Regions from separate parts of the Homo sapiens genome. Here regions 2, 3, 4, 5, 6 and 7 are each linked to region 1. The links are chromatin loops, found by intact Hi-C in ENCODE. Cell type or tissue: endothelial cell of umbilical vein. All regions are shown on one strand.

Region 1 (4,000 bases):
AATGCTAAATGACGAGTTAGTGGGTGCAGCACACCAGCATGGCACATGTATACATATGTAACTAACCTGCACATTGTGCACATGTACCCTAAAACTTAAAGTATAATTAAAAAAAAAAAAAAAACCATTCCTTTCACTGAGCTGAGGCAGCTCTCCTTGTACACTGTTTCCAGGACAATAAGAGACTGTCATTATGAGAGGCTCATGATGAGTCTATGACTCTCTGTAGAGATAAGGAAAAGAAGAAAATATTTTTTCCATTTCACAGCCAAGAACAGACACAGACACAAGCACCATAACAGAGGGGACAGGATTCAAATTATTGAGTAGGGATTTTGATTTTCATACTCAAAGCAGACCAGAGTTTCCATATTAGTGTCTCCTAAAGACATTTTATTTGTTTTGCTGAATTGAAAGAAAGACAAAATGTGTTCTCTCGACCCATGCCACCCAGTAGAAATATAATGTGAGCCATATACATACTTTTAAATGTTCTAGTACCACATTAAAAAGGTAAACGGAAAAAAGTGAAATTAATTTTAATAAAATATTTGTCTTAGTGGATACAAGCTATTATGATTTCACAATGTAATCATTATAAGGAATTAATGATATTCTACATCTTTTTTTGTATTAAGGTTTCAAAAATCACAACACACCTCGGTTTGGACTAGCCACATATCAAGTGCTCAATAGTCACAGGTGGATAGTGACGACCTATTGAACAGCACAACTCTGGAATCTCCTTTTCCAACACTTCCCTACTGCTTCAACTTCCCTTCCCCATCCAAAATACAAAGTGTCTTTGCAGACATTGAGTTCCTGTCTCCGGAAGTGTCTGAGCAGAGGGTGGGTGACTACCATTTGGTGGTAATATTGTGGAACTCTGAATAAAGAGCGTCAGTGGAAGTTTGGACAACGAAAGTGTTAAAATCCTTTCTAATCCCTAAGTTTTGTGATGCTGTGATACTGAGAAAGGAGACATGAAATTGTGGGTTTGGAAAGAACTTCTTTCCGTATTAGATGTGCTATTTCCTGCCATTATCTCTTGATTTGTAATTCACTCCTTTGCTACTTCTAGTATGAATGCAATGATTACTTATAGGGTGCTATATAGCCTATAAACCACTCTCATAAACACTAGTGTTTCATTCAATTATTTCCTCACTCACTTAGTAAAAGCATATTAGTCCCTGCAATGTATTAGTCTCTGTTCCAGGAGCTGGAATGTATTAACCACAGCGGGTAAGATAGGCACAGCCCCTGGGCCCATAAAAGATTCAAGCTCATTTGTTCCTACTCTTCCTTACCTCCGGTTTTTGGAACCTCTCCACCCAAGTTTGGCTTGAGCCACCAGGAGCCATACACTGACTGATATGAAAATAGTGGTCTGACTAGTCTCCTGGTGTAGAATGTCAACCCATCCCTGAAGCGCAGTTTTCAGTGACAAGAAAACTGAAGATGGGGTTCTCAGCTTCTCTGGTGTGATTAAGGCACTAGAAAAAAAAACCAGCACTGAGGAGAAGTAAAATCTGCTGATGTTCAGCTACATGCACGAGTTGAAATTGTCATTTGCATTAAAATTCCCTTTGCTGTCAGCTGCCACATGGATGCTTAATCTCCTTTGACTCTCTGCTACACCTTTTTGTGCGTTATCTGAAAGTTCTGGAAGAATTAAAGCTTCTTCTGAGCAGTGTTTATTAGTTATGATGCTCCTGCTTTAGAGAAAGAAAAATAATGGAAACTTCAGTTGTCAGAAAAACTGATGTTTGGGCCTGATAGAAAAAAAAAACGAGGATTTATGATGAAGGAAAATCATTCATAGAAATATTTCAAGGATTCAATTATGATTTTGTTTAGTAAGTTTGAAAATACTCTATCTCACTCATTTAGTTCTTTAGTGTCCAAAACATTTTGGGAACTCAGTTGCTGAATTCTACAGTATTCAACTTCTCTCGAATGTCTTCTACCACCAGAGAGCAGCAGAGATTTATAGGTAGTTAATGAGTCCCCTAGATACCAATAAACAAGGAAGCTTGGCCACTTGATTTGATCTCATTAAGTAAATAGCTAGTAAGTAGAAGAGGCAGCTGATTAACTACCAGAATGTTCACCCGTTAGCCTGTATCCCTACCCTTTCACCCTTTCTCTCTCTGGGATGTGCGTATATGTGATTTTAATGATTTACGACATGGGTTGGGAAGGGTTTTCTAACTTTTCTAGGAGCTTTGGGGATGGGTCAAAATGTACCTTGTTCTTCCACACTCACTCATGCCATAGCCTGAGTAATACAGGAAGGAAGTGAATCAAAAGTCTGAGAAAGTACAGTTCTTTTTCTCTAGACCAGGCATCATCAAACTGCTGCCCACAGGCCAAATCTAGTTTGCCACCTGTTTTTACAAATTAAGTTTTATTTCAACACAACCACACCGATTTGCTTATGTTTTGCCTATGGCTGCTCTTATGCTACAATGGCAGAATTAAGTAGTTGAGACCATATGCAACCATATGGCTTGAAAAGCCTAAATTATGTATTGTCTTGTCCTTCACAGGAAAAGTTTGCTAACCCCTGCTCGATGCTGTATCAGTATTTAAATTATGGAATATATAGGAAAGCAGAAAGAGTCTCGGACTGGGAGGACTTTAACAACTATAGTACCAGTCCTGGTCCTGCGGGTTGGTAGTAATGTGTCCTTGGGCAAGTTCTTTAATGTTTTGAGCCCTAGGTGGCCTCATCTGTAAATGGGGGCTGGGGACTCAGGGTGTAGTTTGAACTTGGTAGTATCCAAGATCCTTTCCAGATTGAAAGTTCTATGAGGATTTTTAAAATTACTCTTGCTTTTTTATAGTTTTAAATTACTCTTGGCGTTTTTATAGTTTATGTGGAATTGCAATCCCCAGTGTTGGATGTGGGGCCTGGTGGGAGGGGATTGGCTCATGGGAGTGGTTTCTGATGGTTTAGCAGCATCTCCTTAGTGCCGTCTCGTGATAGAGTTCTCATGAGATCTGGTTGTTTGATGTACTATCTCCCGCTTCACTCTCTTTCTTCTGCTCTGACCGTGCAAGATGTGTTGCCTTCCTCTTCGCTTTTCTGCCACGATTGTAAGTTTCCTGAGGCCTCCCCAGCCATGCTTCCTGTACAGCCTGCAGAACTGTGAGTCAATTAAACCTCTTTTCTTTATAAATTACCCAGTCTCGGGTAGTTCCTTATAGGTGTGAGAATAGACTGATACAGCATCTGACAAAGCATCTATAAGGAACTTAGACAAATTTACAAGAAAAAAAAAGCACCATAAAAAGTAGGCAAAGGACATGAAAAGACACTTTTCAAAAGAAGATATACATGCGGCAAATAATCATGTAAAAAAAGCTCAACATCACTGATCATTAAAGAAATGCAAATCAAAACCTCAATGAGATACCATCTCACACCGGTCAGATGGCTATTATTAAAAAGTCAAAAGATAACAGATGCTGGTGAGATTGTTGAGAAAAAGCAATGCTTATACACTGTTGGTGAGAGTATAAATTAGTCCAACCATTGCGGAAGACAGTATGGCAATTCCTCAAAGACCTGAAGACAGAAATACCATTCGACCCAGCAATCTCATTACTGGATATATACCCAAAGGAATATAAATTATTCTATTATGAAGACACATACACAAGTATGTTCATTGCAGTACCATTCATCATAGCAAATACATGGAATCAACCTCAATGCCCATCTGTGATAACTGGATAAAGAAAATGTGGTTTTATACTACATGTTCTCACTTATAAATAGGAGCTAAATAATGAGAACACATGGACACACAGAGCAGAACAAAACACCATGGGCCCTTTCGGAGGGTGGAGGGTGGAAGGAGTGAGAGGATCAGGAAAAATCACTAATGGGTACTAGGCTTAATACCTGGGTAATGAAATAATCTGTACAACAACCCCACTTGACACAAATTTACCTATGGAAGAAACCTGCCCATGCACCCATGAACCTAAA
Region 2 (4,000 bases), 130 kb after region 1:
CTTTAGATTTTTGTCTAAATAATGTTAATGAGACCAGTGGGGTTCCTCTTGATAGGATAGTGCATTTTGTTATCAGAATAAGTCCTAACATGAATATGAACTTGTACTTTTTCATTTTTATTTTATTTTTTGAGGCCAAGTCTTGCTCTGTTGCCCAGGTTAGAGTGTGGTGATATATGATCATAGCTCACTGCAGCTACAATCACCTGGGCTCAAGCAATCCTCCTGTCTCAGCCTCCCAAGTAGCTGGGGCTACAAGTGTGCACCACCACACCCAGCTAATTATTATTAGTTTTTTTGTAGAGTTGAGTGTCTCACTATTTTACTCAGGCTGTTCTCAAACTCCTTAGATCAAGCAATCCTCCTACTCTGGCCTCCCAAAGTGCCGGGATTACACGCATGAGTTACCGTGCCCGGCTGAGCTTGTACTGTCAATTAGGCTATTGTATTGAGTGAGGGGATCAGGTTATTGGGCATTATACACCTAAGTGATAAAATTAGCCAGAAATCGCAGTGACTTTTGTTTCAGGATTTTTTGTTAAAGTAAACTTGGTATGTAACTCTTAATTGTAGGGGCTGGTAACTCTTTGGGGAAAGTTTGTAATAAAATCATGACTGAGGGAAAAAGTCAATCAAAATTTCAGCAACCAATAATCGAATTACAGATTTTATCCAAAATATCTGTCATTGGTGTTTGATTCTTATCTTGGACCTTTTATTAGAAATAATTTGTGGACACATAGAAAAAGGAAATGCAGAGATCTTTGGTTAGTTTTGAATCTTCACTGTTGGAGGGAAAGTATTTTTCAGAAAAGCCCTAAAGCACTTGAGGAGTTCTCAAAGATGGATTTCTTTTAGTGTCAATCATTCACCTATTAGTATTATTGAGTTCCAGATTATTTCTGGAGGATATTAAGCAAAAGGGGTTGGGGGTGAGGAGTATCAGATGTGGGAGGAAAGCAGGTGGCTTGGGAGACCTCGGAGGAACTCAGACATCAACTATTTTCTAGAATTAACCAAGGTCATTGCTGCTTACTTTATAAAGTCTTAGACTTTGTGTTAGGTGGCTTCTCCTTATTTGATGAATCTATCTGCACGTAACATCATGACTACTTAGAAATTGTACTCATGGAAGGGAAAATGGTCAGAGGCCTGATGAAAGAAGGAAAATTCAAAGTACACTAGACACGGCTCTTGGGCCAACAAAGGAAGGAAAGAGGAAGATGATGGTATCTCACACAGTAATGAAACCCAGTGTACTTTTGCCCTGAGCTAGATTTTAAAATAATGCAGGAAGTTGAGTGTGAAGTGGAGGCCATTTTGTAGTGGATAGGGTTGTGTGGGGAAAATCACCCAGAAAAAATATTCTGTCCTTTCAGCCTTGGGTAAGGTAGAGGACTCCCAGGGAGTAGCATTTGGATAACAGGAAGTTTAGACTTCTCTGTGAAATTAGACAGGCTATTTACTTAGGGATGACCATAAAAATCCAATTCCCTTAGATGGGAATCAGGAAAGGAGAATATGTCCACAAGACATTTTCTGAACAATTACCTGAGAAATTTGTGGAAGAGGGACTGCTTGTCATTAAAAAAACAAAAGCAAAAGCAAAAGTCTCCAGCATTTTACCTCCTTTTCTCTATTTTGGAAATTCCCTGCCATAAAAGTCTTGGTGGGAAGCAGAGTCCACCCCCTATAGACACAGAAGATTCCTTACCACCGTAGAAACAGAAAATTCTCAGAAATTGCTTTTGTAGCTCCCATGGAATTAGGTCTATCTAATGTAGTGCCTGGAATTTTTAAATCTGGAGTTAAAGAAGCTGCGGAGGCATAAATAGGGAGGAGTTCCTGGAGGGCAGCAGCAGGAGTGCCCTCTGGTGGTGGGTCCGGTGCTGGGTGCACGTGTCAGGGTAGGGGCAGCGTGTCCTCACCTGGAGGCTCTGTGCTGCATCTCTGGCTGTGGCCATGGCTGCAGAGCTTTCCTTTGTTCCTGCTTGTTTAACTTCCCAAGGAATGTGAAATTCCAATATCCTTTCATGTCATTTTTTTCCTGCTTAAATAAGATAGAGTTTGTTTCCATTCTTTGCACCTCACCAATACACAAGGAAATCACACACCCTTCTCCCATTCAGCCCATTCAGCCCCTAAAGAAGATAACAGGATGGAGTTTAAAGAATTAGAAGTTAAGTTGAGCTTTAAACTACAGAGCAGAAGGGGAGGAGGAGGGAGAGAGGGAGAACATGATCTTGTGTGATAATTTAGGAGCTGGGGAGCAGGGTAAAAAGCAATGGAATTTGGAGCAATAAGGTTGCTTAATGACTTCTCTTTACACATGAAGTCATTTATATTTCTGTTATTTACTTTATGGCTTTACAGTCCATGATGGCAGGTTCTCGCTTCTCTCATACTGTGTTGTAAACTCTGGTTCTAACATGGGACCTGACAAAGAGGAGTTGCTGTAGGATTTGTTGAGTCAATTTTCATGGTTCTGTAGTTATTTGACTCTTGGAAATAAGGAGACAAAATAAAGTTTTAAAGAATGATGTATCCTTTGTTTATTTCTTTCTAAATGCTGTAAAATCACACCCTGATTATAAAGTAGGATGGAGCCGTAAGGAATTCCTTCATGTATCTTCTGCTTTGCAGAAAACCCTTTGCTACTACGGACTTGCTCCTTTGGTTTGATTTTTGAGTAATTAACATGGGATAAGGGAGTATTTTTATAGGATTTACTTGTGAGTTCAGAACATAAACGTGTAATTGCAAGAATTGCTGCTGTGGGGAGAGTCCTAAAGCAAAAATAAAACTTAGAAACTTGAGAACAAAATGGCAAAACTTAGTCTTATCCACAAAGGAAAAAGAAAGAGAAAAAAATTCAATGGTGCCATAATTGGAGCTCATTGTGCTTGGAGCCAGATGGCTTGCCCTTGGTTTTGGAGGCCAACAGGCCAAATTCCAAACATTACAGCCTGAGATGGCCTTATAATCAAAGAATAAAATAACTGAGGAAAACTTTGGAAAACCTCTAGTCTTTGCTTATGTTATTTTTCTTTTGCCTATTTGGTAACAATAAGATTTTTAATATTCTGTTTATAGTGTTTGGAGTGGTTCTTTCAATCCTAATGCTTGTCCCTGTCCATAAGCATGTTAGATAAACCCTGCAACATAAGAAGAATTGTAGAGGATCAGTTTAATATTTTGCTTTAGGTAGGAACATTAGCCTGTAACTATAGGGAGGTGTGGCAGTTACCCTCAATGATGCAATACTCAGATACACATGACTCTTGTTTAGCATCACATGTAATTATATTGGACTTTTAAGCATAAAGTAATAGCCAAAATAAGTATTAAATAAACAACTTGCCTCCTTTTTTTTGAGATTACTATTAGAAATAGCCAGTTTTATATTCCAGCTACTTAGCTCAGGTTATGTCCCCACCCAGAAATTTTACACTTGGTGATGAGGCATAAATATTTTCTGTGACTAAGTGGGCATATGAATTAGAAGGCCTTTGGATATTAGATAAAATGGAAAATAAGTTTATATGTTTATACAAAAGAAATTAAAAACGTGTAAACTTCCCCTGAAATCGGTGATTCTCAACCTTGGCTGCACATTGGAATCACCTGGAAAGCTTTAATAATATTGATGCCTGGGTCCCACCCCAAAGTCTGCCTTATCTGGTCTTGGTTGTGTCCTAGACGTCAGGATTTTTTAAAGCTGCCTTAAACAAAACTGCTTGACAGACTGAAATGTATTATAATTTGTTGACTTTTCCTAGGTGTTTTATAATGCTGTTAATATCATGATGAAATATAGTCACCAGTCAGTAAGAAGCAGAATAGTGTTTAATCCCATCTTGGTTCTTTCCTTAAATTCACCTACAGATTGTGTCCTTTATTTAATGTCTGTCCTACCCTCAAACTGTATGCTCTCTGAATGCAGGGAGTATCCCTGTGCTATTCTCAACTGTGTATTCCCAAGGCTGTATAAAGTGTTGGG
Region 3 (4,000 bases), 380 kb after region 1:
TAACTGGACAACTGATATAAAGATGTCTTACTTTGCTGGGCGCAGTGGCTCACACCTGTAATCCTAGCACTTTGGGAGGCAGAGGCGGGTGGATCATGAGGTCAGGAGTTCAAGACCAGCCTGGCCAAGATGGTGAAACCCTGTCTCTACTAAAAATACAAAAATTAGCTGGGCATGGTGGTGGGTGCCTGTAATCCCAGCTACTCAGGAGGCTGGGGCAGAGAATTGCTTGAACCCCAGGAGGTGGAGGTTGCAGTGAGCCGAGATCGCGCCACTGCACTCCAGCCTTGGTGACAGAGCAAGACTCCATCTCAAAAAAAAAAAAAAAAAAAAAAAGTCTTACTTCAAGATGACAGGCAAATCCCTTCTGAATCTCACTAGGACCATGGATACCCATGGCGGAGATGCCTAGGTCCTTGATGGAGCAGTTGAGATTTGATCTGGTAGACATCAGCAAGCTGTTCTTTCCACATGAAGGCATGTTCTTTCTTTGCTCAGAATGGAGGAATATCCTACTCAATTCATCATGCTAAGGCCTCCGTCTCTTTCCAAAGATGAGTTCTTAGCAATACCTACATAGTCCATTTTGTATTATTAATTAGATAACCAGAGAATGAGGAATAAGGAAATAGGTACCTGAGTTAGGTATAGTCAAATTTTAGGAAATCAACTGTCTACTTTTTTAGTTTTAACAGTTTTTAAAGGTTGCTATATAATTCTATAAGCTGTATTATACTAGTAAGACTCATTTTTGAAGAAAAGTTTTGAGTTTACATTCATTTAAAATAATCATTTGGTTAATTTTAATGCTTTTGATCAGTTCCTACTGCGGAGCTCAAACCTGTTACACTCAGAACTGAGACTTGGGTGACAACACAAGGTAATAGCACGTTGCAATCCTCATTAAGTGTTCTTCCTTCTCATCGTCAAACCCATTCCATCATCATAGCCGCAGATTCTTATGCTTTTCAAGACTACATCATCATTCTCTGTTTCATTCCATCATATTCTTCATCCTAAAAGTATTGAAAATTCTGACTCTTAAATCACCCTTTGTTTTTAAAAGAGCCATGCATGAACCTAACTCAGTCTATGTTTTGGCTATGTAACCATCTGAAATTATTTTGTCATCCAGTGTGTTTTTTAACCAATTTTTTTGTTAAAGGTGACTTTAAAATGCAGTTTTCTTGATTCTAACATGATTGTGATACCAGAGAGTTTCTTTATGAATCTAAAGTTCTATTTACTCATTTATTTTTGCTATCTATGTGATATTCTCTGATTGACATTTTCATTAATTATGTGGTCTTATTTTACTAATTGTCAAAGAACTTATAACTGACCACCACCACTATATTTTAGCAGTGACTCTTGACCTTTTTATTTGGTGAGTCCTATTGACTATTCTTCACTTCTTAATTTAGCAATTTCATTTTAGAATGTGACACTTCCTCCCAATCAACTTTCTTCAATTGTAATAGTGAATGTTTCTAATTAAAAAGTTAAAAAGACAAATTTCCTGAAATATGAGAAAATCTAGTAAGTTTTAAGAGATCTCAAACCGTATGTCATGCTACTCATAGCTTCGGAGCTACGGACTCTGTAGTAACTAAAGGTTTTCTTTCTTCAGCTCCTAAAACATCACAACGAACTCGTCGTCCACGTCCCAAAACTAAAACCACACCAAGTCCTGAGGTTCCTCAAACCAAACTGGGTAAATTTGGGTTTCTGGTTAAAGTAGCTCATCCTAGCTGCTCTCAGGAATTTATAACTGATGCCAATGATGGGAGTGATGGCCTGTGTGAGTACCATGTGGATGAAGGCACAAAAGATGTGCTACTGCTCCCCCTGTTGAGTTAGCAAAGGAGAACACAGTTGGGATAGATCTTTGTGGCAGGTGAATTCCTTGCATTTTCTGCATATAGGTCTGTCTCTTACTGTGTATCTTATTTACTAATTCTTTCTTTTTTTTTTTTTTTTTTTTTTGAGACGGAGTCTTACTCTGTTGCCCCGGCTGGAGTGCAGTGGCACGATCTCAGCTCACTGCAACCTCCACCTCCCGGTTCAAGCAATTCTCCTGCCTCAGCCTCCTGAGTAGCTGGGATTGCAGGCGCGTGCCACCACACCCAGCTAATTTTTGTATTTTCAGTAGAGACGGGTTTCACCATGTTAGTCAGACTGGTCTCAAACTCCTGACCTTGTTATCTGCTTGCCTCAGCCTCCCAAAGTGCTGGGATTACAGGTGTAAGCCACCACGCCCGGCCTCTTATTTACTACTTTTTATTTCATTCAATTGTCCTCATAAATACAAAAATGCATTAAATAGAACCAGGCATTTTTATTTCTAGAAAAAAAATTAAGTGCCTTCTATCTTCCCACAGCCACATCAACAACTGTGAGGCTATCACAGGAGGAGGAAGCTTGTTTTTCACATCTTACTCTGTAGTATAGTCAAGATCAAAACCTGTCCCAGTATGAAACATTCAAAGATTGAAGCAAGGGAGTGTATCTGGGTAAATTGAACTTGTTTTGAGGGGTGCTATACACATCTAAAAGCTTAGAAAAAGAAAATGTTATGAAGAATAAGAATAAATAATTGGAAAGAAGTTGGGTCTTAAAATCTTAAAGATGAAGAGAGTCAGACAGGAAGAGTAGAGGCAAGTCAGAGGGCACATGCTTCCTGAAACACACAGGATTCGGCTTCTAAGTAGTGATGACAGCTGAATTTGGAAGGGTTTATAAGAGCAGTTGAAGAAAGTCCTTGAAGATATGACTCGGAAGTTTGCATCTGACCCAAGAAGCATCACCCATCTAGGGTCCTGCACTTTTATGATTAGAGAGTAGAGAGCTACTCTGCATGTTTGTCCCTTATCCTGATTTGCTGAGTGCCTTTACTGCAAATGAAATCTCAGCCTATGATTCACTTTGCTTTATTCTTTGCTATGTCTTCTCTCAAACAGGCTGTTGACTGTATTCGTGCTCATTTAGACACACTGTTAAAGCTTCCACAAACATGCCAACAGTTACTAGGACAGTTAAATAAGTATATATTTGGCAAAATGTCTGAATAAGCTTCTAGGGCAGTCTTCTACAATAGTTGGAACTAAGTACTCAGACACCTAGGAGAATATTACATGGGCTTTATTGAGATGTGTGCCAAATTGTGTAGGCTGTGACTAAGTGCCTTTTAAAAAAATTGTTTATCTGGCTATAAGATGGCCAAGTCTTCAAATAACAAGTATCAAGTTTCAGAAAATTTCTTAAAATTGCTATATACTGATTGAAGCAGTATTATAATGGAAAGATATAATTTACTGGCTTTTCACAAGTTTATTTCATTGCTTTTAATTAGTTCCTTCTACAGATCTTGAACCTGGTACTCTCAGAACTGAAGCTCCAAAAACCATGGGTAATGAGAATGTGTGTCCTTCAAATAGTGCTTTTCCTGCTTATTGTCATACCACTGTAGTCAGTTTCTTCTTCATCATAAGACCATCCTGTCATTCTTTGTCATCATTCCATTATAGTCTTTATCTTGAAATTATGCTAGGCTCTGTGTCACATTATCAGCTGAATTTGAGAGAACTGTGCATGAACTAATATCAGGACATCAAACTGCTTTTAACCGTTCAATGTGTCATGCGATCATGTGCATTCGTTTAAAGAGCATTGACCATTTTAAGCTGCATTTCAAGCACGAATCTCTATCCCTTATTTATGCTGCTTATTCCTCATCAATTGTAGGGAAGCACAGTGTTTCTTTGCTCATATTATTTTTCATTTTATTAGGATCTGTGTAACATTGATTTTTTTGTTTCAAGGAATGATGTTTTTAGTAAATTGTCAAATTGTAAAATGTACGTAAGTCTTGAAAGTTTTAATGAGAGGCTTCCATAATAGGATAGACTGACTCTTTATTCATCTCTATTAAGATTTAACAGTTTCTTAACTTTTACTGAATCAAGGAATACTTTGAGATTTTGATAAGCACAGTTTATTA
Region 4 (4,000 bases), 300 kb after region 1:
CACCCCCTTGCACACGCACCCTGGCTCTACTCTTATCAAATAGATGGAATTAGGCACATCACATCACAATATTCAAAATCGATAATTTCATTTTGAATAAAGTCTTTTGAAAGATACAATAATGACAAGCAAGATATTCTTGACCAAAGTAGGGAACCATTAGGACATGAGTTGAAGGGAAGAATTAAACAGTAATGACTAAAAAGGAGTATTTGGAGTACTAGTAAATTTCATTTCCCCATGCTTCCTTTCTCCCTAATTAGCATAGTTAATAAACCGACATTTAAAGTCTTTGTGATGTTTGAGGAAAAAAATAATAGCCCCGATTTAAAAGCCTGGAAATACTGTACATATTAGAAGCATCCAAATAAATCTGCCAGAACTACAAATTAGTGTAATTAGAAGCAGACTAGACTTGGAGAAATCTACCCTCATATGTTCATGCATAATTTTTTTATAATTTAGACTAATCCAGTAGGTTAGCATAAGCAATAATAGCTAAAAATGATGGTTATATTCTGAAAATTGGAAGATTAATACAGCTAAAGTTTTACTTCAGGAGTATCTTTTTACAAAACCATTGCAATCTGAATGCACTTGGCTTGCTACAGGAACACCAATTGGTATCATTTTAATTCATTGATATTTGGTTCCCTCTGTACAGTCTCTGATTTTTTAAAAAAATGATTTACATTGGTTTGTGTAGCCTCATTTATCCTGTGCAAATAACAGTGAAATTTGTTTTTATATTTTGACTATGGACTTTGTATATCAAAGCTCTTAGGTAGTAAGTTTCCAGTTAGAAAACCCTCATTGTTTTTGTTTTGTTTTTAGCTTGGAAGTATCAATGAAATATCACTTTATCCTTTGTGGCGCATGTTTCTGTACCTATTTGCATAGGGTCTTTATGGGTCTCCCATGCTTTAAGATTCCTTTCTAAGTTCACATCGGAGAGCAGATGTGCTTCATTTACAGTTTTTATTCTTAATGGGCTTTGAATGGAAGAGTGTACCCATTTGTCTTCAATAGAGCCTCAATTTGAAAGAAAGCTTTCAAATTGGCCCTGATGAAGAGTCAACTGTTTTTAACCCAAATTTATTTCACCATTAATAGCTTATTTTTTCTTTCTCATGTTTCCAACTTGTTAAAGATTTCAAGATTGCTTTAGTTCTCACTCTTTTGCCAGCGTATTAAAGCTTTATGAATAGTTTAGAAATCACTTTCGCATTTTCTAACATTCTCATCTTGTGTTTTTTTTTTCTGTTTTTTTTTTTTTTTTTTTTTTTTTTTTTGAAGCGGAATCCCGCTCTGTCGCCCAGGCTGGAGTGCAGAGGCGCGATCTCGGCTCACTGTAAGCTCCGCCTGCCGGGTTCACGCCATTCTCCTGCCTCAGCCTCCCGAGTAGCTGGGACTACAGGCACCGGCCACCATGCCTAGCTAATTTTTTGTATTTTTAGTACAGGTGGGGTTTCACCGTGTTAGCCAGGATGTTCTTGATCTCCTGACCTCGTGATCTGCCCTCCTTGGCCTCCCAAAGTGCTGGGATTACAGGCGTGAGCCACCGCGCCCGGCCGTGTTTACTTACTCTTAACGTAGAATGAGGGCTCTCCTTTTTGGCCAGTCCAGAGCAGACTCTCTTGCCTTTTTTCCGCCCCCAAGTTTGTAAGAAGCGAGTATCTTCAGTGTCTGAATTCTCACCTGATTGACCCCAGTGCCTTGTTACCTGTCTGTCTTGCCGTGTAAGTTTTAAGCTCGGTGAAGACAGGGAGTATCTTGCCCACCGTTACTTCCTGGTCCCCCGAAGAGCATCAGGAACATAGGAGGCCCCAAGTAAATACATGCTGAATGAAATAACCAGTGAGATATCAACATTCTCACTTTTATGTGTTACCATTACCTCAAACTCAACATGACAAGATTAAACTCAGACTTTTTCTCTTGAAATATCACCTCACTTGTCTCTGTATTGCTTTCTAAAGTAGTATCATTGTCCCATTGGCTCTAATTTAAAACTTCATTTATTTTCTATTTTTCACCTACTATCGTTTATGAAGGCCCGAAGATACATTCGTTTTTCTTTTGAGATGTACCCATATCTGCATCTGTGTCTTCTCCTTGTCCATTTCACACTAATGTTCCCAATCCAAGCATGCCTCACCTTACCCTGGATTCTGGCAACAGCATCCTGGCTACATTCCCTGCTATTTTCTTCCCCCAATCTATTCTACCTTCCACAGTACTGAGGAAATCTAGACTATCCTTTATCAACTCACTCTTTCCTCATCCTGAATTTATCTTTACCTCTCTTCTCTTCTTTCCAAGAAACACAATTCTGACTTCAGACAGTGCTCATGATCCCATCTTTCCCATGTCGTCTAAGCCTTTGCTTCTCCAGTGATCCCCTCTCTCTTCCATTTGCCCTTTCACAGGCAGTGGTGCCCTGCCTCCTGCTGGCAAGCATGCTCAAAGTTTCTCTCCCTGAAAACAAAGCCTTCTGTTGATCCTGTTATGTATTCTAAGCTACTTTTCAGTCTCTTTTAATTTCCAAACTTTTCAGAGTTATGGCTCCCACATTCTGAATTCTGCACCATCTGCACAGTCCTCATCCCTTCTCACTAGTTGCCATCCCTTTTCCACTGTTCCACTGAAATGTCTCTTGGTGGTCACTAATGACCAATTAGTTACTAAACCCAGTAGAGTTTTCTCAGTCCTTATCCTTCTTAACCTATTCTTAAACTCTTTCTTTCTTTGACATTTTTATTTAGATTTTCCTCTTGCCCCTTTAACCATTTGTATTAGGGTTTCCTAGAGGGACAGGATTAATAGGAGAGATGTATATACATGAAGGGGAGTTTGTTAAGGAGTATTGACTCACAGAATCACAAGTTGAGGTTTCATAACAGGCCGTCTGCAAGCTGAGGAACAAGGAAGCCAGTCCGCGTCCCAAAACCTCAAAAGTAGGGAAGCTGACAATGCAGCTTTCAGTCTGTGGCTGAAGACCCAAGAGCCCCTGGCAAACCACTGTCATTAAGTCCAAGAATCCAAAAGCTGAAAACTTGAAGTCTGATGTTTGAGGGGAGGAAGCATCCAGCACAGGGGAAAGATGGAAGCTAGAAGACTCAGACAGTCTAGTCCTTCCAACTTCTTTTGCCTGCTTTATCCTAGCTATGCTGTCAGCTGATTAGATGGTGTCCACCCAAATGGAGGGTGGGTCTGCCTTTCCAAGTCCACTGACTCAAATGTTCATCTCTTTTGGCAACACCCTCACAGACATACCTAGGATCAATACTTGGCTTCCTTCAATCCAATCAAGTTGACACTCACTATTAACCATCACACCTTTCCTTTTCTCCTTTGCTCACTCCTTATTATATCTCCTAAATGTGGAATCATGTTCTATCTTACCTGCAGTACCCTTCTTATCTATGTCTAGTCTTTAACAATCCCCTCTATGCACAACAGTGCTTCTCAAACTTTGTGCATGCAAGTCATGTAGGGAACCTTACTAAAATGCAGATTCTGATTCAGTAGGCCTGAGAAGGAGCCTGAGAATCTGCATTTTTAAAAGCTCTCAGAAATTGCTTTTGTTGCTGTTCTACAGAGAACAGAAGTGGCAAGTATGTAAATGACTTCCAGGGTTGAATCTCTGACCTGGGCCCATTTACAAATTACTAAGAATATGTTTTCAGTTGTCCATGGAATATTTTCATCACAATAACCAGGTAACTGTGATTGGCACCTCACACTCAGACTAAATTCATACTTTCTATACTATTAAAAGAATACTTTTCCCATCACTTTATTCTCACTTTTGAAAAATCAGTTTTAACTTTTTTCGCTTTCTTTGGTACCCATATCCTATAAGGAGTCTGGTTTCATCAATTCTTTCTTAGAACTGTAACTTTAATCTGTTCTGGTTTTTATGTGTGTGTGTGATTCCTTTCCTTGTTATCTCACATCTGGAGTATACCTTGAGATGCCTCCCTCCAGTTTCTCTGTG
Region 5 (4,000 bases), 440 kb after region 1:
ATAACAGCTGTCAAACTTCCCAATTAGACCTTACAATCTCCAATTCCTTAATGAGATACATCTGCACATACAGCATTAATATTTGCATAATTTTTATACCAACTGTAGTTCATGGCATCTTGGTGATTTTTACCATGAAGTTTTTCTATCAAACTAAAAGCAGCAGCTTTTGAAATTCAAGTGAAAGCTGGAACAGCGACAAATGTTCCTAAGTACTCAAATTACATGTAACAGATACAGCTGAATACCTACCAGGCAGGAGATTATTCAATCAAGAACAATTTCCAAAACAAAGCAAACTTTCAAATTCAATCCTTAGCAAAAGAGTACCATTTTGCAAATAAGACTTCTTAACAAGTGTAAGCCCCCATCATCTTCACCATGCCACTGGAATGTTGGGGTTTTACCTAGTAAGGTCTGACTTTTCTATTTATTTCTCCTCAGCGGACCCAAGAGTGAGTGAGCCAGTTTCTGGTAAGTACCTGTCTCAATGAGGCACAACTACATGCTTTTCTAAATTTATTCAACTGAACAGGCATGGCAGAATCTGAATCATGATTTCGCGTTTTTCCACTTAGTCTTCTTATAACACCAAACAGTTGTGAATGTTTACCTACACATTGTACAACACTGAGGACCCATGATGTTCTGGGAACAAGTTGGACATTTTGAAATTTGCTTTCACTCATGCACCAGGCTTATTACTGTTTAATAAAACAGCCAGTGTAATCCCAGCACTCTGAGAGGCTGAGGTGGGAGGATTGCTTGAGCCCAGGAGCTGGAGACCAGCCTGGCAACGTAATGAGACTCCCTCTCTACAAAAAATTTAAAAATAAAAAATTAGCTAGGCATGATGATGCACACCTGTGGTCCTAGCTACTTGGGAGGCTGAGGTGGGATGTTCACTTGAGCCCAGGAGGTTAATGCTACAGTGAGCCATTATCCAGCTTGGGCAACAGAGTGAGATCCTGTCTCAAAAAAAAAAAAAGATATTAACACCCTCATTTCCACTTTTAATAACAAGTCATATTAAAGCAGTTGTCTAAACTTTATAACATGCTACAAAAAAGAAACCTAAATTTGCTCCTAAATGACACTGTCTACATCCAGCTCTGCAGAGGCTATTCAACACCTAAACACCTTAACATGCTGCTCTCAGATTTATCTATTGACAGAAACTTACTCTGGGGTTTACTTGTTTAAATCCCTCTAATATTTTTGGCTCCAGTATTTAGCATGGGGGGAAAAAAAGGTATCAGCAAGTTGACAAATTTTGTAAACTGATTTCTTGAAGTATCTGACCCAAGAGTCAGATACTAAACTCAAACTATTTTCCTTTTGTAGCAGGAAGAGATGCCATCTGGACTGAAAGACCCTTTAATTCAGACTCTTACTCAGAGTGTAAGGGCAAACAATATGTCAAAAGGACATGGTATAAAAAATTTGTAGGAGTGCAGCTGTGCAACTCTCTCAGATACAAGATTTACTTGAGCGACTCCCTCACAGGTAAGCAGAGCTACCAGCTCTGTTTTCAGCCCTTAACTTATGGGAATGTTTTGCAGCATTGTACAACTTGGCCTTTTCTTAAGAGTTTCAGGCACGAATGGGTGCTGTAAACACAAGTTTTCCTCTGAGCAAAATGTTACGGAAACAGTTATCATTCCTAGAAAGCAAGGATTTAAGACATGCTATTAGAAGGTAAATAATAAAAATGCAATTATAAAACAGTGCCATCATGACAAACTGGAATGTACATTCACTAACCATGGTCAAACTCCATTTTGTTACAACCATCCAGGGATAAAAAAACCGACTGACAATAAAGTGACTAAATCTAACAATAACCATGGAATGAATATAACATCTTCAAGATGCTAGAAGAGCTACAACCCCCTGCTCCGTGCCCAATAGGTTATAATTTTCTATATTTACAGAGTAAAAATTTTTAATGAATAGGCCTGGCCCTAACATTAAAAAGTAGATTTTTTTCAGTCATTCAACTCTTCTAAGTGCTGAACACAAAGCAGCATAAAAGATATTTCCTATTTTCCTAAAGCTTACCTCTCCTTCCCTTCCTTAGTAAGAAGAGATAGACAATACATAAATAAGTAAACATTTCATAGAGGTACTTTAAAGAACATTTTCAAAAAGGTGAAGGCCTCTCTAAAAAGTTAGTTAGCACTAGCTAAGGAGAAAATTGAGAAGGAACTAACCACACAAAGGTCTAGAGGAAAGAGAAGGTCAAAGGCCTAAGGTAGAATACACCTGGCCAGTTCCACCAGTATGGCCCAGACTTAGTAAGTGGAGGGGCAGGCAGGTGTGAAATCATGTGGAGTTTGAAATCAGGTAAGAACTTTGGATTTTATTCTGAGTATAATGGGAGACTGCTGGGGAAATTTATGGAGAGAACGAACATTAACTGACATGCATTTTTAAAAGATCACTAATCCCTGAAAGGGAGGGGAGGAAGAATACAGGTAGGCAAGAAACATTGTTGGTTTGAACTAGGGTAATAGAGAATGAGGGGAGAAAGTACAAAAACAGTAATGATGATTTCAAAATTGTCACATTTCAAAGTAAGAAAGTAAACTTTATCCTTTTAATTTCTGGTTCTTCAGGAAAATTTTATAACATAGGTGATCAGAGGGGCCATGGAGAAGATCACTGCCAGTTTGTGGATTCATTTTTAGATGGACGCACTGGGCAGCAACTCACTTCTGACCAGTTACCAATCAAAGAAGGTATGTTTTCTGATCCTCCTCATAAGAACAGAGTTTTACAGATTAACTCAGAAAGAAATCAAGCTGAGGAAAGCAAGCAATTTAAAAAGAATTCTATAGTACTACTGCTCCACATATCTAGGAAAAAATGAAGACTTCAATGTAAGTTTCTCAGCTTAGAAACCTGGAGCCAAGGGAAATTACAGACATAATATAAATGCATTCTACTTCAAGAAACTCTAAACTTGCAAAAACAGCTATAAAAAAGCAGTTTCCCAAACTTAAATCACTCATTTATTAATGTTATGGGTTTTGTCATACTGAGTGTACTTGCGTTATTTTTATTTCCTTAAGAAAAAAAATTTTTTAACTACTGCTATCATAAATGGAAAAAATAGTACTTACCTTGCAAGTAACTGTATAAATATAATTAGAATAATTCTGTGGGAAATGAATAACCTCTGTAAATTGCTAAAGACCCATTGGCACCAAGCTGTGTAATGAGGACTGAATAAGACTGAAAATTAATCCTTGTCTAAGCAGTGCAGAAGGGGGTAAATTAATTGTTCCTATTAGTCCAGAATCACCTGGAGGTTCTCTAAATAAACTATTTGATTCGATTTTTCAGTAACACATTTTGTTCACGGGCACTTAAAAATACCAACAATACTGAAAGATGACCTACTAAGTTCTTTGAACACATAATGGGCAGTGAAACTCACTACCAACCATCCCCTCCTAACTTGACACGGCAAATGTCAACAATTTTTCAGGTGCCCATTTTAGCCAACCATGACTACACCTCAGGAAAAAACACCAGAACTTCTTGCTCTCAGTTTTCTAAATTACCTCGCTTCACTAAGATTAGCCTTCAGCTAGTCAACGACATCCTTCAATCTATGAGCTGTGAGGGCAAAAATATAATACAGCAGCTATTAAAATGAAACTATTTTCTCTCTCAGGTTATTTCAGAGCAGTTCGCCAGGAACCTGTCCAATTTGGAGAAATAGGTGGTCACACCCAAATCAATTATGTTCAGTGGTATGAATGTGGGACTACAATTCCTGGAAAATGGTAGATGCTGCACAAAGTTACCTTCTGTTTCATCATTGCAAACAAAAATCATTGAAAATACTATGCCGCATTCATTTAAAGCTATTTTGTTTACTATGTATAAAAGTCTACAATCTAATTAATAGCAATACTAGATGTTTATTATTAGAAAAGATTGCTGAGAGTATTTATCAGGTTTTACAAAGTCATTTTAAGAAAGCAAGATA
Region 6 (4,000 bases), 730 kb after region 1:
CATCCACAAATTTGTTTTTCTTTTTATTATCCCCTAAATAATACAGTATAACAACTAGTTATATAGCATTCACATTGTATTAGGTATTATAAACAACCTAGAAATGATTAAAAGTACAGTTATTATTCCTTGTTATATGTGGGGGATTTGTTCCAGGACTCCCAAGTACACCAAAAGCCATGCATACTCCAGGTCTTGAAGTCAGCCCTTTGGAACCCACGTATAAGAAGAGTTGGTGCTCCATATACACTGGTTTGACATTCCTCAATAATGTATTTTCCATCTGTGTTTGGTTGAAAACATCTGCTTATAAGTGGACCTGCACAGTTTAAGCCAACATTGTTCAAAAGTCAACTGTATACAGAACGATATGCATAGGTTATATGCCAATGCTACACCATTTTATATAGGAAACTTGAGCATCCATGGATTTTGGTATCCACAGGGGGTCCTGGAATCAATCCCCTATGGATAGTGAAGGACAGCTGTGTATCTTGATGCCTCAGCCAAAATCTCAATATAAGCATTCTGTTTTGTGTATATGTCTATTTTTCCAACAAAAATTGAAGTTCCTTGAAGGCAAGGACTGTGTCTCACTCATCTTGGTGTGCCCCACCTATTACGCTGCAGTACATGCAGCCCTTAGTAAATATCCATGAATTAGCAAAGCAGAGAGGAAACTGTTTCAAGATGTTTATAATACTTAAGAAATGGCTTTGCTGGCTGGGCATGGTGGCTCACACCTGTAATCCCAGCATTTTGGGAGGACAAGCTGGGCTGATCACTTGAGGCCAGGAGTTCGAGACCAGCCTGGCCAACATGGCAAAACCCCATCTCTACCAAAAATAGAAAACTTAGTCAGGCATGTTGGGGCATGCCTGTAATCCCAGCTATTAGGGTGGCTGAGGCAGGAGAATCACTTGAACCCGGGAAACAGAAGTTGCAGTGAGGAGATCGCACCACTGCACTTCAGCCTAGATGACAGAGTGAGACTTTGTCTCAAAAAAAAAAATGCCTTCACTGTTGTTTCATTCATTATTTCTTTCACTCATTCAACAAACCTATTCATGCACCATGCTGTTTGCCAAGAGGATATTCTCAACTTAGAAGGAGAGTACCATAATTTCTTTTCCCACTTCAAGAAACTCTTCTTTGTCTTCTAGCCACAGAGCTAACAATGACTAATGACGGAACTTTGGGAAAGCAGCATGCTAATATGTCTGAAGTGGCATAGCAATATTGCCTCTGTGATGTATCCCTCCCTGAAATTGTCACACCATGTGATTCACTCAAAACCTTCCAATAGCTTCCCATGACACTTAGAATAACAACCACCTAGGTAACAGATTATCCACCCTTTGCATTTTCCAGCTTCGTTTTCCATTGCACACCTGTCATGCACTCCTTTCCAGGAATATGTTGCTATTTTTAAAAGAAGCCAAGCAAGCTCTTACCTTAGTGCCTTTACACTGCTGCGCTGCTGCCTGAGACCCTTTTCCCTCATTTCATTCATACCTCAGCTCAAATACCACCTCATCAGACAGGCTTTTTTGGAAACTCACTCTTAAAAAGCATTCCCGTTATCTCTATTTCCTAACTGTTTTTGATTCTTCATGACATTATGCTATATTTTTCTTTGATTTTTGTTTACCATCTGACATGGTTTGGCTCTGAATCCCCACTCAAATCTCATCTCGAATTGTAATCCCCACGTGTTGAGGGAGGGAACTGGTGGGAGGTGATTTGATCATGGGGGCAGTTTCCCCCATGTTTTTCTCATGATAGTGAAGAAGCTTTTAAGAGATTTGATGCTTACACCTGTAATCCCAGCCCTTTAGGAGGCTGAGTGGGGAGGATCATTTGAGCCCAGGAGCTCAAGGCTGCAGTGAGCTATGATCACACCACTGTACTCCAGGCTGGATGACAGACTCTAAAAAAAAAAAAAAGAAAGAAAGAAAGAAAAGAAAAACGTAACGATAGTGATTTTGTCTTTGGCCAAACACTGAGGCTTGCGTCCAGCATTACCTGTCCAAATGCTGGTTCAAGTCTGCCCCCTAGAGTAGAGTAACCAGAATGTCTTGACAGTAATAATGAGCTGTATTAAGGTCATAACAACACTTGGCTTTTCTGGGAGGCTGTCATACTGTTTTCTGCATTACTTGAAAGTGTGTCAGCTATTACTTTTATAAGCAAAAAAAGTTTCCATTTTAGGAGGGAAAATATCAACTCCAAATACAGTTTTTCATTGTGAGAGAGTCATCTATGACAGTGTTTGGCCTACAATAGGCAGAATTAATTCAAGTTTTAGGGTCCTGCTTGTTTAGAGTCACACTCTCAAACTGTATATGGTCGTCGCTCAGTATGCACAGGAGGTTGGCCCAGGATCCTCACAGATACCAAAATCCGATGATGTTCATATCTCTTATATAAAATGACATAGTAATTGCATATAACCTATTCACATCTTCCTACATACTTTAAATCATCTCTAGATTACTTATAATACCTAACACAATGTAAACACTATGCAAAAAGTTGCTATACTGTATTGTTTTTATTTGGATGGTCTTTTATTGTTGTATTATTATTATTATTGGTTTTATTTTTGAATGTTTTTGATCTGTGATTGGTCGAATCTGTTGATGTAGAACCTGTGCATATGGAAAGCCAGCTATATATTGAGATGCTACTATGTGATAGGTGCCTATTAAGTTTTGGGAATGGAAAGATGATTAAGATATGGTTTCTCTCACTAAGAGTTCACGGGCTAGAGAGGAAGACAGACGTGTAAGGAAATCATTCCATTACATAATGAAGCCTACATGAGCTATACTATAGCACAAGAAAGAATATGAATAGACAGGGCACTTTTATTTCGAGAAGAAAGACGGAAACAAGGAAGAACGGAAGAAAGACAGTTTAGGTATAACAAAATTTACTTAAAATGTTGTAACTAGTATTAGGCCAATTAACCCAAAATAGCACCTTGGATTAATTAAATTTAAATACATTTTAAGCTCAGTTAAACTTAAAAACTAAAATGTTAGTAATATAAAAAGAGGTTTGAAAGTTAGCCAAGGTATAGATCAGTGCTATCTAATAGAAATATAATATGAGACATATATGCTGTTTTAAATTTTCTAGTAACTACATTTATATAAGGAAAAAAGATAATTAATTTTCATAATATATTTGATTTAACCAAATATATCTAAAATATTATTATTTCTATTGTAAGAAATGAAGCAAGATATAAAGGGCCTGAAATCAGGTTGTAGCAATGAGAATAGAGGGAATTCGGTAGATCCAAGTGATATTTAGAGGCAAAATAGACACAAGTTGATGATTAATTAGATGGAGAATGGGAGAAAAGGAGGAGTACAAGTGGCTTCAAACCCAGGTAAGTTCTTCCACGAGCAACTGGTAAATGATGCTACCAGTCACTGAGATAGGGAACACAGAAAGAGGGGCAGAAGGAGAGCAGACAGGGCAATAAAGAACAGTTTACTTTCAAAAGATGAGTTTGAGATGTCTGTGAAACCTGTAACTAATATGTCCAAAGGATGCTTTTATATATGAGTGTGCTGCTCAGGAGAGAGTCTGCACCACAGGGACAGATTTGGGAGCCATCAGCACATAGGTGGCCGATACCCTGCACGTGTTTGAGATTACCCAGGGAAGATAAGGTAACTGAGGCAAATGCTTAGACAGAGCTCTGAAGAAAATCCGTATTTAAGGTATATGGATCTCTCACCAAAGCACCAAAACAACCAGCAGTGATAGGAGAGGTACAAGGAAAACCAGAAGAATATAAGTCTCAACAGCCAGCCAGAGAGGGGCTTCAAGAGGGAGGGAGTAATCAGCAATGTCTGATGCTTCTAGAAAGTCAAGCAAAGTCAAGAGATGTTTTCACAGAATTTGACAGTAAGGAGCTCAAGGGTGACTTTGAAGAGAACGGTTTCTATAAAGGGTAAGGACAGAAGTCACATTGCAGCAGACT
Region 7 (4,000 bases), 440 kb before region 1:
CACCGAAGAGCTGCTTGGTTAGCTAAGTCCTGAAGGTGGGGGATCTTGAAACGGCTCCTCAGAAGCTGGGCCCATTTTACTCCTCCCAAATGGGTGGTAGAATGCAGACGACTGATTAAAGTTTTCCCGAGGGCTCGGGGCATGACGATTCTGGAATGAGGAATAATCCACCAACCTTCCTGATTTTTACTGGCCTGAAAATCCAAAGCCTGTCTTTCTTCTTCTGTGGAGTATTCTGGGTGAGCTGGTGAGTCAGGTTGCAGAAAGGACACTGCAGGCAGTAGGGTCAGAGGTGCGACTGGGAGCCGGGCTGCCTCCTGAGCTGCAGAGTCTGCTCTTTGGTTACCACGAGCTATGGCTGTGTCCTCTCTTTGAGGTTCTTTGCAGTGAATTACAGCCACCTGCTGAGGGAGCCAAATGGCTTCAAGCAGGGCTAAAATTTCTTCTTTATTCTTGATAATCTTTCCTGCTGAGGTGAGTAGCCCACGCTCTTGGTAGATGGCTCCGTCCACATGCACAGTAGCAAAAGCATACCTGCTGTCAGTGTAAATGTTAATACGTTTGTCCTTACCCCATCAGAGGGCCTGAGTGAGGGCAACCAACTTAGCCCTCTGTGCCAAGGTACCTGCTGGTAGTGTCTGGGCCCACAGTATATCTGTCTCCGTAGTGATGGCCACACCAGCCTTTTGAACTCCCTGCTCAAGGTAGCTGCTACCGTCTGTAAACATGGTGGTGTCCACCTCCTTTAAAGGCACATCTTGGAGATCAGGTCGGCCAGTTTCTGTAGTCTCTAACAGTTCCTGGCAGTCATGGACAGGTGTGGTGAAGTCTGGATCTGGGAGCAAAGTAGCTGGATTTAAACACATTGTGGGAGAGAAAGTTAAACGAGGCTGATCTAACAGTAAATTCTGATACTGCAAAATGCGAGCATTTGACATCCATTTGCCAGAAGCACTTCGCAGCAAAGTCTCTACGGCATGAGGCGCCATAAGGGTTAAATTTTGACCTAGAGTCAGTTTATCAGCCTCCTGAACCAGGCTTGCTGTGGCTGCTACAGCTCCCAGACAACTTGGCCACCCGGAGGCAACAGGATCCAGTCTTTTAGATAAACAGGCCACTGGGCGTCGACATGGCCGCAAAGTTTGAGTGAGTACCCCTTTAGCGACTCCTTGGCTTTCATGAAAAAAAGGTGGAATGGTTTTGAGATATTTGGGAGGGCTAGGGCAGAGGCCTCAGTTAATGCTTTCTTTAGGTTTTGAAAAGACTGTTCTTCAGTGTTAGTCCAAACTAGTGGGCCATTCTGTCCAGTAGCGGTGTACAGGGGCTTGGCAATTTCCGCGAACCCCGATATCCATAGGTGACAGTATCCCACAGCCCCCAGGAATTCATGTACCTGTCTCTTGGTGGTGGGAGTGGGGATTTGCAGGATGGCTTCCTTCCGAGCACTGGTGAGTGCCCTTTTTCCTTTATCTCATACCCCAGGTAGGACACTCTGGGAAGACAAAGTTGGGCCTTCTTGGCTGAGACCCGATACCCAAGCTCCTAAAGGAGGTAAAGTAGGTCCTTAATATGTTGCAGGCAGCTGTCAGTAGTTTCAGTAGCCAATAAAAGGTCATCCACATACTGAAGAAGAGTTACAGTTAAGGGGACTGGCTCAGAATGGTAGAAGATCTTGTTGGAGGGCTTCCCCAAAAAGGGTGGCGGAATTTTTAAAACCTTGAGGTAACCGGGTCCAGGTCAATTGGGTGGTGTCTCCTGAGCCAGGATCTGTCCATTCAAAAGCAAAGATAGGTTGGCTTTTGGGGGTCAGAGGAATAGCAAAGAAAGCATCCTTCAAGTCAAGGACAGTGTATACTGTATGTTCTGGCGGGAGCAGGCTGAGTAAAGTTTAAGGGTTAGGGACAGTTGGATGGACAGTAACTGTCCACTTGTTAACTTCCCTCAAGTCCTGTACCGGCCGGTATTCATTTGTTCCGGGTTTCTGGACCAGCAAAAATGGAGTATTCCAGGTGGACTGACACGGTGTGAGTATGCCAGCTTGTAACAGTCACTGAATATGGGGATTGATCCCCTCTGTAGCCCGCTGACTCATAGGATACTGTTTCACCTGGACTGGCAGGGCAGTGGCCAGAAGTTCCACAACTACCGGCGGATGATGCTTTGCTAGTCCCAGGGGGTTTGACTCGGCCCAGACTCGAGGAAAGAGAGTCTGTAGATCCAATAGGAGAGAATTAGTTTTATTCTCCAGTGGTTGTGATGGTGAAACCAAAAGATATTCCTCTGACAGAGGGGTAGTTAGCAGGAGTTGGGCAGTAGGGGGCGTTGTGTCCCCTAACGGGAGGTGAGCCTGCTGGGCTGAGAAAGAGATAGAAGCCTATAACGGAGCAGGTCTCGTCTGCAAAGGGGAAAGGGGCACTCTGGGACTACAAGAAATGAGTGGGTTACTCTTTTCTGTCCCAAACTCACTTCTCGTGAGTGGGTGACAGGATATTCCTGAATAGCTCTGGTGGCCCCTTGTACAGCCACTCTTTTATTAGAGACACTGCCTAAAGGTGTCTGCAGTACCAAGTGTTCCACCCTGGTATCCATTAGGAAGCATACAGGCTGTCCCCCCTACTGTAGCGCTCACCATGGGCTCTCAGGGGCCAAGAGAGAGGGAGCCCCAGTCCCGTCAGTCATCAGACACCTCCGCTGCGGGGAGGGTGAGGGCCTTTTTTTTTTCTGGTTTTTCCTCTGGCTTTAATGGGCATTCCTTCTTCCAGTGTCCAGCCTGCTTGCAATAAGCACATTGGTCTCTTTGTAGGGAAACCTGCTCACTTTTCTGGCCTTTCTGGCATGGACTGGGGTCCCCTGGCTAGTGCTTTGTAATGGGGGCCCTTCCCTTCTGGCTTCCTGGATGGCTGCCACTAAGATTTTCGCTTGTCTTTTGGATGCTTTACCGGGAGCCCTTTCAGCTGCCTGAGCTACTTGTTTTTGTTTTTCAAACTCTCGATTGTCACAAACTTTCTGGGCTACTTCTAAAAGCTGGCTAATGTTCATTCCAGCAAATCCCTCCAGTTTTTGTAATTTTCTTTTAATATCAGGGGCTGCCTGAGCCACAAATGCCAAATTAATAGCACGGCTATTCTCAGGAGCCGCCGGGTCAAAAGGGGTGTGAGTTCGATAGGCCTCCTGGAGGCGTTCTAAAAAGACTCCAGGTGACTCATCAAGCCCCTGGACAACTTAAGTTTTATTAGACAGATTCACGGGTTTTCGAGCAGCTCCCTTGATGCCTGCAAGGAGATACTGGTAAAAATCATCCAAAGCTCTCCTCCCACCTGAGGAGTTTGGATCCCAATCAGGCCGAGTAGAGGGAAAAACCTGCTCAAGGAGGTTTTGGGCTTCCCCCTCCGGTCTACCGGCTGATGTAAGGAAATACTTTCTGGCTTCTCTTCAGATACGATCCCTCTCTTCAGAGGTGAAAAGGATTAAAAGGAGTTGCTGACAATCATCCCAGGTGGGCTGGTGAGTCTGGAGCACGGACTCCATCAGTGAGGTCAAAACCTGGGGCTCTTCAGAGAAGGGGGGATTGTGAGCCTTCCAGTTGTACAGGTCAGAAATAGAGAAAGGGACATAAACTAAGAATGGAGCTGAGTGCTCATCACCCAGAGGGATTTGTGCCTCTCTCAGTGGGAGGAGGGGTGCTACCTCCTCCTGCCAAGGCTGTCTCGGGAGGCTATAGGCGGAGAACCCACAGGGGATGTAGTCGAGGAGACTAGGGAAGATTCTGAGGGAGCAGGAGGATTATAGGGCGGTGGAACTGTATGAGGAAAACTCTTCTTCAGAGGGAGGCAATACAGGAGGAGCCGAGGGAGCTGAGGATCAGGACAAAAGTGTGGTCTGGCTTAAAAGGATCTTGGAGGTTGGATTACAAATGGCGCATGAGCAGAGCCAAGGGGGAGGGCTCTGGACCAAACTCAGCCATTGATCAATGTAGGGAAACTGATCGGGGTGACCAGGA

Evidence for each region. Hi-C counts contacts between places; a loop is a spot of excess contacts. Peaks named below come from ENCODE experiments on the same cell type or tissue, not always from the same donor. Only the 100,000 strongest peaks of a DNase experiment are listed, where the experiment ranks them.
Region 2: it touches region 1 in a loop (13-fold over the local background); 45 of 110 quality-filtered maps call a loop at or near these places.
Region 3: it touches region 1 in a loop (13-fold over the local background); 9 of 110 quality-filtered maps call a loop at or near these places.
Region 4: a loop joins it to region 1, with 27 times the contacts of the local background. A loop is called at or near these places in 58 of 110 quality-filtered maps.
Region 5: a loop joins it to region 1, with 5 times the contacts of the local background. A loop is called at or near these places in 12 of 110 quality-filtered maps.
Region 6: a loop joins it to region 1, with 6 times the contacts of the local background. A loop is called at or near these places in 18 of 110 quality-filtered maps.
Region 7: a loop joins it to region 1, with 9 times the contacts of the local background. A loop is called at or near these places in 2 of 110 quality-filtered maps.

Annotation. Positions count from the first base shown.
Region 1 is chr3:101,194,282-101,198,281 of GRCh38, reverse strand. No RefSeq gene overlaps it. Among named protein-coding and RNA genes, the nearest start is that of IMPG2, 120 kb to the left of the region's middle. In endothelial cell of umbilical vein, a CTCF peak has its summit at 1,944 (motif pointing right); a DNase peak (open chromatin) is centred at 2,161; H3K27ac peaks cover 2,139 bases.
Region 2 is chr3:101,068,332-101,072,331 of GRCh38, reverse strand. No RefSeq gene overlaps it. Among named protein-coding and RNA genes, the nearest start is that of ABI3BP, 77 kb to the right of the region's middle. In endothelial cell of umbilical vein, a CTCF peak has its summit at 1,901 (motif pointing left); a DNase peak (open chromatin) is centred at 2,041; H3K27ac peaks cover 2,188 bases.
Region 3 is chr3:100,817,934-100,821,933 of GRCh38, reverse strand. It overlaps ABI3BP (ABI family member 3 binding protein), which reads left to right. Exons shown (of 68, transcript NM_001375547.2): 39 at 821-880; 40 at 1,631-1,714; 41 at 3,353-3,409. Among named protein-coding and RNA genes, the nearest start is that of TFG, 110 kb to the right of the region's middle. In endothelial cell of umbilical vein, a CTCF peak has its summit at 1,854; no DNase peak of the experiment used is centred here.
Region 4 is chr3:100,892,231-100,896,230 of GRCh38, reverse strand. All of the region lies in intron 4 of ABI3BP (ABI family member 3 binding protein), which reads left to right. Among named protein-coding and RNA genes, the nearest start is that of ABI3BP, 99 kb to the left of the region's middle. In endothelial cell of umbilical vein, a CTCF peak has its summit at 2,448 (motif pointing left); a DNase peak (open chromatin) is centred at 2,440.
Region 5 is chr3:100,750,293-100,754,292 of GRCh38, reverse strand. It overlaps ABI3BP (ABI family member 3 binding protein), which reads left to right. Exons shown (of 68, transcript NM_001375547.2): 65 at 445-474; 66 at 1,345-1,506; 67 at 2,619-2,741; 68 at 3,683-4,000. The coding sequence ends at 3,798. Among named protein-coding and RNA genes, the nearest start is that of TFG, 43 kb to the right of the region's middle. In endothelial cell of umbilical vein, no CTCF peak of the experiment used is centred here; no DNase peak of the experiment used is centred here.
Region 6 is chr3:100,461,168-100,465,167 of GRCh38, reverse strand. No RefSeq gene overlaps it. Among named protein-coding and RNA genes, the nearest start is that of TMEM45A, 29 kb to the left of the region's middle. In endothelial cell of umbilical vein, a CTCF peak has its summit at 2,062 (motif pointing left); a DNase peak (open chromatin) is centred at 2,047; H3K27me3 peaks cover 515 bases.
Region 7 is chr3:101,634,721-101,638,720 of GRCh38, reverse strand. No RefSeq gene overlaps it. Among named protein-coding and RNA genes, the nearest start is that of ZBTB11-AS1, 40 kb to the left of the region's middle. In endothelial cell of umbilical vein, CTCF peaks have their summits at 2,093 and 2,298 (motif pointing right); a DNase peak (open chromatin) is centred at 2,360.